3 separate regions of the Homo sapiens genome follow, and regions 1 and 2 are each linked to region 3. The links are chromatin contacts, found by Hi-C or POLR2A ChIA-PET in ENCODE. All regions are on one chromosome and are shown on one strand. Each heading gives the region's core, a stretch centred on a gene start or an enhancer-like site at or near the end of the contact. The rest is flanking DNA. Distances are from core to core; before and after follow the strand shown. Region 1 overlaps CHMP4B (charged multivesicular body protein 4B). Region 2 overlaps ZNF341 (zinc finger protein 341). Region 3 overlaps RALY (RALY heterogeneous nuclear ribonucleoprotein).

Region 1 (2,700 bases), core at 81-2,580, 180 kb after region 3:
TGAAAGAAATAAGCCCCACAACTAACAACCTAACAGAATATCAAACGCTCCAAATCATTTAAACAATACAAACAAAGTGTGTTCCGTAAAAGGCATGATAAAACACACTCTGCAGTCAAACAAGCTTAGGAAATGCTGGATCACATCAAGTTACAACGGTCATTTAGGGAGTCCAGTTGTCTAGCTTCCAGTTTCACCTCCACCATCAAGTAGATTACTTAATCTCACTAATAACCCTCATGATAACAACACGCACCTCATAGGGTTATTGTGAGGATTAAAATGAAGTATGTATGTAAAGCACCTGGCACAGGGCATGACATGTAAATGTTGGTCACTGGTATTACTTACTGCAGGACTTCCCAGATCCTATTTTGATAGGAAGAAAACACCGACACCTAACTGGCTCACCAAAAAAAAGAAAGGAAAGAAAAGACAAGAAAAACCAACAAGACACACACCAACATCTGTAAAACACAGCTTGGGAGAAACCAATTTAAAACCACCTGATCATTTGGCCAATGCCAGCTTCATCAACCCCTGCCCTTGGCTGATGCTGGCCAGCACTGGGGCACAAAGAAAAGAATATGAGGCTTGGTATCAGTAGACCAGGCCAGAATCCCAGCCCTGAAGGTGGGTGTCAGGTAAGTTATTTCACATCTCTGAACATGTTTGTCAGATGCAAGATGGGGGTGAAACCACTACCCTAAGGACAGACGAGAAAGATAATCACTATGCAAACACTTGATGAATATGAGCATTCTCTCCTCCGTCTTGCCTGTTTCCCCCCCGCCTCTCTTTCCTTGCCTGTGTCCAACATTGTCTCTGGGGATCTCTGCATCTTCTTGTCCCTGTCCTGTCCCCCCCCTTTTTTTTTTTTGAGATGGAGTCTTACACTGTCACCCAGGCTAGAGTGCAGTGGCGCGATCTCCGCTTACTGCAACCTCTGCCTCCCGGGTTCAAGTAATTCTCCTGCCTCAGCCTCCCAAGGAGCTGGGATTACAGGCGCCTGCCACCACGCAGTGGTATCCTGTCCCCTTTCCTAGCCCAGTATGTCTAAGAAAGAGTATACAGTTATGGCATGGTGGAGAAAAAGTTAATATATAACAGCAGCTAACATTTATGAGAAGCTTCCTGGGTGCCATGATTGGTGCTTTCATGGCAATGAAAAATTGATACTTTCCATGCTCACTAGTTCTTCCCAACAACCTATCTATGAGGTAGGTACTGTTACTGTACCACTTGAAAGGCCAGGGTATTGAGGCTCAAAGAGTTTATCACCTGCCCAAGTCATACAGTTAGGCAGTGGCAGGCCTGGGATCAAAGCCAAGCTGCCTATCTGCAAAGGGCATGTTCTTTCTTTGCAGAAGAGCGTCTACCCCGCACCAAGCAGGCAGCTGGGCCTGCTTCTGCCTGAGCCTGGGGATCTGAAAGCCCTGAAGGCCTTCCCCTCCCCATGGACCCCACAAGTTAGCAGCAGTCTGGCACCAAGGGCATTCAGCGGGCTGCCTGTTCTGCCCACAAACTGTCCACTAGCGACAGTCCAGATGGTATGCAGTAAAAACCTCTACCTGGAAAAAAATTTTTTTTCTAGTAGATTTTAAATTGGTTAAAAACACATGGGATAAAAATCCAACCATTATTACCATCCTCTCTACACTTAGGTCGATGACTCTACATAGCTGGAAAGTTTGCTGTGAGCTTTTTTTCTGTTTTAAAGAATAAATGTCTTCTTCCCTCACGTCTACCCTAAACCATAAGCTCCTCCAGGGTGGAACCTCCATCTTTGTGCCCCTAACAGCACTGAGACAGGGAGAAGGGAGGGGCACTCCATAACGCCCAACTTGACCCTGCCATTTCCTCATTTGTGGGTGCCCCCGTCCTCTCACCCTATAATGGCTTCCAGATCTTTTCCCAGGTCCTAAGACAGCCTTTCCTCCACATTCTGGAGGACCCAGGGACCAAAGCTACAAGAACCTCTGTCACTTGCCCACTTTTTTCCTGTGTCAACCCACACTGGAATTGCTAGAACCCTAAAACCAAAGGGTCAGGGGATTATTATTAGGGACAATGAGCCTAGGACCTCCCCTGTGACTATACCTGGAGGGAAGTAGCAGAGACCCAAAGTAAGCAGCAGATTATTCCAGACTGGGTCAGCAGGCGTGGCCCAGGGCATAAGGAAGGAGAGAAATGGCCACGGGAGTCAGGGTCACCAAAGGGAACCCTGCAAGGCCTATCTGGGCTGCCTCCTCCTGCTCCCCAAAGGGCAGCTGATCAGGAAGAGAAGGGGTTTCACTTCCTAGACCCAGCAGGCAGCCCTGGAGTAGCTCTTGGTGATCAAGATAACTCAGAGCCAGGAGGGGGAAACCAGGATACTGGGAAGGAAAGTGACCTCCCCCTGGTTAGTGAGGGCCATAGTCATTCAGCCTGTGCCCTGCAATCCAAGGCCAAAGTTCTTTCCTAGACACCAGCCAGGCTGCAGAATTTCATTTAAACAGCGATCAGAGGCTAAAACTGAGCACCCATGCAGCCCACAGATATGTCTTCATTTGTCCCATGTCTTAAGTCGTGTCTTAATACGTAAATTTGAATATTACATATTACACATAAAAATCCAGATTTTTGGCTTCCTTTTGTAAAGATGGAGTATCTGGCAACACTGAGCCCACACTGCCACCTAGCAACGATCCACTAGAGCAG
Region 2 (2,700 bases), core at 107-2,606, 240 kb after region 3:
ATGCAGTGAGCTGAGATCACGCTACTGCACTCCAGCCTGGGCGACACAGTGAGACTCCATCTCAAAAAAAAAAAAAAAAAAAAGGGAGATTGTCACAGAGTCTGACATAGTTTGTATCTGTGTCCCCACCTAAATCTCATGTTGAACTATAATCCCCAGTGCTGGAGGTGAGTTCTGGTGGGAGGTGATTGGATCATGGGGGTGGATTTCTCATGAATGGTTTAGGACCATCCCCTTGGTGCAGTCCTCAGGATAGTGAGTGAGTTCTCATGAGATCTAGCTGTTTAAAAGTGTATGGCGCCTCCCTCTCTCTCTATCTGGCTCCTGCTCTGGCCATGTGACATGTCTACTTCCCCTTCTCCTCCTGCCATGAGTAAAAGCCTCCTGAGGCCTCCCCAGTGGCAGATCTGCTAGCTCAGACACTATGCTTCCTGTACAGCCTGCTGAACCGTGAGTCAAATAAGCCTCTTTTCTTATAAATTACCCAGTCTCAGGTATTTCTTTATAGCAGTGCAAGAATGGCCTAATACAGAGTCAAAAAACACAACTGTGCCAAACAGCTCATAAACATGTCCTCACAACAGCAGTCTCAGGCCACCAACCACTCTGAAGGGAGAAAAGACACCACCATCTCCCCATCATGAAAACATGTGCCAGCTAAGGAAGAAAGGGTATTATCAGACAAAAAAAGAAAAGAAAAAAGAAAACATTTGCCAGCATATTGACCTATTTACAATGAGTTATCAGTGAGGAATGTCACAGGTAGGTGAACAATTCAAAGCAAAAACCAAAAGGCAGGCTGTGTAGAGTACTGCCTGTGGGAAACCCCAGGCAGGCTGCACCTGCGAAGGGCCCAGGGGAGCCCCATAGACCGCACTCTGAAACTACACACTAGCCAGGCGCACTCTGAAACCACACACTAGCCAGGCGCGGTGGCTCATGCCTGTAATCCCAGCACTTTGGGAGGCCGAGGTGGGCGGATCACTTAAGGTCAGGAGTTCGAGACCAACCTGGCCAACATGGAGAAATGCCGTCTTTACTAAAAATACAAAAATTAGCCAGGTGTGGTGGCTCACACCTGTAATCCCAGCTACTCAGGAGGCTGAGGCACAAGAATCACTTGAACCCAGGAGGGCAGAGGTTGCGGTGAGCCAAGATCATGCCACTGCACTTCAGCCTGGGTGACGGAGAGAGACTCTGTCTCAAAAAAAATAAAAAAAGAAAAGAAAAAGAAAGAAGCCACATACTAAATGCCTCCAGGCAGCAAGAAAGGGAAGGTGGGGTGGGAGCAGAGGTACCAGGAGGGCAGAGACTTAACTAGCTGGTGAGATGGGAAAGGACAGAATCTCACATGCTTCAGGGGCTGGGTTTGGGGGAGACATAGATTTGTGTCAGAGATTGTTTACCAATAGCCAGGAAAATTAAAATCTCCTGCCAGAAACAGCACCTGAATTAAGTCATCCAAGGTAACATCACCAGTAATAGAGCAAATCAACATCACATGCCTCCTGATATGACACACGGAGGAGGACACAGTATTTGTTGTGACATTCCTGACAAAAGTGCATGACCTGAATTTAATCATAGGGTAAAATCAGGCAAACCCAAACTGAGGACATTCTACAGAATAACCTGTCTATACTCTTCAGAAATATCAAGGTCTCGAAGACAAAGACAGAAGGAGGAACTGTTCCAGCTTATAGGACACAAGAGAGACGAGAGAGACATGACAACTGAATTCAACATGTGATTCTGGTTCAAAAAAACCTTTTTTTTCTTTTTCTCTAAAGCATGTTATTGGAACAATTGGAAAATTCTGAGTAAGGCCTGTAATTAGATAATAGAATTGTACTGATATTAACTTCCTGATTTCTTTTTCTTCTTTTTTTTTTTTTTTGAGACAAGAGTCTCGCTCTGTCACCCAGGCTGGAGTGCAGTGGCCCGATCTCGGCTCACTGCAACTTCCGTCTCCCAGGTTCAAGGGATTCTCCTGCCTCAGCCTCCCAAGTAACTGGGAATACAGGTGCCCGCCACCACACCCAGCTAATTTTTATAATTTAGTAGATACGGCATTTCGCCATGTTGGCCAGGCTGGTCTCGAACTCCTGACTTCAGGTGATCCGCCCACCTCAGCCTCCCAAAGTGTTGGGATTACAGGTGTGAGCCACCGCACCTGGCCTGATTTTTTTTTTTTTTTTTTTTTTTTTTTGAGATAGGGTCTCACTCTGTCCTTCAGGCGGGAGTGCAGTGGTGCGATCTCAGCTCACTGCAACCTGTACCTCCCGGGCTAAAGCAATTCTTCTGCCTCAGCCTCCTGAGCAGCTGAGACCACAGGCATATGCTACCATACCCACCTCTTTTTTTTTTTTTTTTTTTTTTTGGTAAAGACGGGGTTTTGCCACGTAGTCCAGGTTGGTCTCAAACTTCTGGGCTCAAGCAATCTGTCTACCTCAGCCTCCCAAAGTGCTGGGATTACAGGCATGAGCCACCGCACAGAGCCCAACTTCCTGATTTTGGTAACTATAGTATATTGCCCTTATGGAAGAGGTTATCCTTGTTTTTAGGAAATACAGGCCAGGTGTGATGGCTTACGCCTGTAATCCCAGCACTTTGGGAAGGCCAGGCAGGAGGATCACTTGAGGCCAGGAGTTCAAGACCAGCCTGGGCAACACAGTAAGACCCTGTCTCTACAAACAAACA
Region 3 (2,700 bases), core at 39-2,538:
CAACTCAAAATCCAAGGACAGGCCTCCCCACCAATGGCCATTGTCCAGAGACTGCTTGCCAGCCTGGATGTCCACTTGGGTTTGCTGCTCTCTCCACCCCTCTGTAAGGAAGGCAGCATATAGTAGAAACAATTAGCAGATAGACCTAGGTTTAAGCCATGGCTCTCCCACCAAAACTGGGTATCCTTGGTGCTTTGACCACCGTTCACTTGCCTGTCTCTTCTACCACTCTTCCCTACTTGGGAGCAAGAAATATTCAGTTGTTTTCCTGTATCCACAATGAGTCAGTCACTGTCTACCAAATGATACTCTCTAAAACTTAAGTCCTCACATTTGTAAAATGGTGATTAAATCACCTACCTCAGAATAGTGAAGATAAATGAGGGGAAAAAATTACGTAAACTGCCTAGACTAGTGCCTGGCCCTTCTTCCTCTACTGTATCTTGGATTCCCAGGGCCAAAAGTTTGTCTGTACTGAACTACACAGCCCATCCTGGAGACATCATGCCTTGCTGACGGGGTCTGTTCCACTCTAGCAGTCAGACTGACTGCCAGTTCCTGGAACTCTACCAATAAAAACAGATACGACTACTCTCCTCACAGGTGAAGGTAGTGAATTTCAAGCAAATGATCTTTGAGCATATACTAATATTCTAGATTGAAAAGAGAGGGGAACTTTGGGGGAAAAAATGCTATGCTATGAAGCTGGAGGCTTAGAGAAGAAATCCCAAGTCCCAAAAAGTGGCTGAAGATAATCTGCACTGGAGCCTACAGAAGGGCCAGAGACATGAAATGAATTGCCTTTGGTCACATAGGAAGCTGAAGGCAGAAATGAGCTTAAAACTCACCACTGTGGTCTCCCTAGATGGTACTTTTTCCGTCCTTCAGGGCAGATGCACAGTGCTGAAGGAAAAAGGAAGTGAGGCATAGGAGGCTCAGTAGAGTGGCAGGGAGAGGCACATAGGGACATCAAGTGGCACTTACAAAGTTTCTGTTTGGTAAAGGTGACTGAGGGATAAAGCCAGCCTTTAGTTTCGTAGGGGCCTTATGTGCTCTGGCAGTTGAGGGGCAGAAACAAGTTCAAACTGGCCAGAACAAGTGTCAACAGTTATGGAGGGGAAAGGTATAGGGTGTCTCAAAGTATCATAAGCCCCTCCACCCACAACATCAGCTGCTTTGAGTGATCAAAACCTTCTGCCTACCCATCCCCAACTTCTCAACTCATACTATGATCCAGATTTTCTACGGTATCTGTCTTTTCCACTAGAGGGCCCTCAAACTTAAAAACTAGGGGTGAGGTATAAGGTATAGAGAAGAGAATAAGAGCTTTGTCCAGGCTGTGCATGGTGGCTCCCATCTATAAACCCAGCAGTTTGGCAGGCCGAGACAGGAGACCACCTGAGCCCAGGAGTTCGAGACCAGCATGGGCAGCCAAGTGAGACATTGTCTTTATTAAAAAAAAAAAAAAAGAAAGAAAGAAAGAAAGAAAAAAGGAAAGAAAGAGAAGGCTGAGTGTGGTGGCTCATGCCTGTAATCCCAGCACTTTGGGAGGCCAAGGTGGAAGGATCACTTTGGGAGGCCAGGAGTTGAGGACCAGCCTGGGCAACAGAGCAAGACCCGTCTCTATTTAAAAAAAAATTTTTTTTTAATAATAAAAAAACTTAAAAGAACAAATTAAAAAAAATTTTTTTAATAATAAAAAAATTTAAAAGAACAAATTTTTTAAAAAGAGTTCCGTCTCCTGAGGAAGATCTGACTGATGAGTCTTTTCTTTATTCTACTCACCATATTCTACTTATTATATTCACCCGAACTTCTGAGTTAAGTGACTGGCCCAAGGTCACGCAGCTAATAAAGGCAAATCAGGACTTGCCTGTGTATCAAGTATCCTTTTATGGCCATGACTGCTATGGTTTGAATGTGTCTCCTAAAGCTCATGTGTTGGAAACTTAATCCCCAAAGCAACAATGTTGAGACAGGGGACTCTGAGAGGCAACATTAGTGCATGAGGGCTCTGCCTTCATGAATGGATTAATGTCATTACTGCAGGAAAGTGTCTGCTATCTTGAGAGTGGGTTTATTATAAAAGTGAGTTCAGCCCTCCCACTCTCTCTCACCATGTGATGCCTTCTGCCAGGTTTTTATGCAGCAACGTGGCCCTCACCAGATGCGGGCGGCCCCTTGATCTTGGACTTCCCAGCCTCCAGAAGCATGAGCCAAACAAACTTCTATTGTTTGTAAATGACTCAGTCTATGGTATTCTGTTACAGCAGCACAAAATGGACTAAGACGGTGACTTTCAGCCTGGCACAGTGGCTCATGCCTGTAAATCCCAGCACTTTGGGAGGTCCAGGCAGGTAGATCACTTGAGGTCAGGAGTTCAAGACCAGCCTGGCCAACATGGCAAAACCCCATCTCTACTAACAATACAAAAATTAGCCAGGCGTGGTGGTGCACGCCTGTAATCCCAGCTACTTGGGAAGCTGAGGCACAAGAATCGCTTGAACCCCGGAGGCGGAGGTTGCAGTGAGCCAAGATTGCACCACTGCACTCCAGCCTGGGTGACTGAGTGAGACTCTGTCTCAAAAAAAATAAACTAATTAAAAAAAAAAAAGAAAAAGACAATGACTTTCAGCAAATTTGATTTTTATAGTTTTGAGCGGTAGGTAGGACAGGTGTTCTCTACTAAATCATGTCCCT

What was found. A loop is a pair of places that touch in the nucleus more often than their neighbours do. ChIA-PET counts read pairs that join two places held with the same protein, here RNA polymerase II (POLR2A). Pooled maps may share reads with other maps.
Region 1: a pooled map shows a loop between it and region 3 (2.4-fold over the local background). The contact joins two enhancer-like sites. A Hi-C loop is called at or near these places in 2 of 50 pooled maps. POLR2A ChIA-PET finds 5 or more read pairs at or near these places in 4 of 52 experiments (Caco-2, IMR-90, PC-9 and 1 more).
Region 2: a map with no recorded cell type shows a loop between it and region 3 (5-fold over the local background). The contact joins two enhancer-like sites. A Hi-C loop is called at or near these places in 2 of 37 single-sample maps with no recorded cell type and 2 of 50 pooled maps. POLR2A ChIA-PET finds 5 or more read pairs at or near these places in 3 of 52 experiments (CD8-positive, alpha-beta memory T cell, GM12878 and WTC11).

What each region holds. Positions count from the first base shown.
Region 1 is chr20:33,838,426-33,841,125 of GRCh38, reverse strand. All of the region lies in intron 1 of CHMP4B (charged multivesicular body protein 4B), which reads right to left. Among named protein-coding and RNA genes, the nearest start is that of CHMP4B, 28 kb to the right of the region's middle. Within about 2 kb of position 1,330, at least 6 of the 41 ENCODE cell types and tissues checked have a DNase peak (open chromatin) inside an H3K27ac peak, as active enhancers do.
Region 2 is chr20:33,776,832-33,779,531 of GRCh38, reverse strand. All of the region lies in intron 10 of ZNF341 (zinc finger protein 341), which reads right to left. Among named protein-coding and RNA genes, the nearest start is that of ZNF341-AS1, 33 kb to the left of the region's middle. RefSeq lists enhancers at 175-469, 505-794 and a silencer at 885-934. Within about 2 kb of position 1,356, at least 11 of the 41 ENCODE cell types and tissues checked have a DNase peak (open chromatin) inside an H3K27ac peak, as active enhancers do; they include GM12878, where a contact is called at or near this core.
Region 3 is chr20:34,020,864-34,023,563 of GRCh38, reverse strand. The region is part of intron 1 of RALY (RALY heterogeneous nuclear ribonucleoprotein); the gene reads right to left. Among named protein-coding and RNA genes, the nearest start is that of MIR4755, 27 kb to the left of the region's middle. Within about 2 kb of position 1,288, at least 5 of the 41 ENCODE cell types and tissues checked have a DNase peak (open chromatin) inside an H3K27ac peak, as active enhancers do; they include GM12878, where a contact is called at or near this core.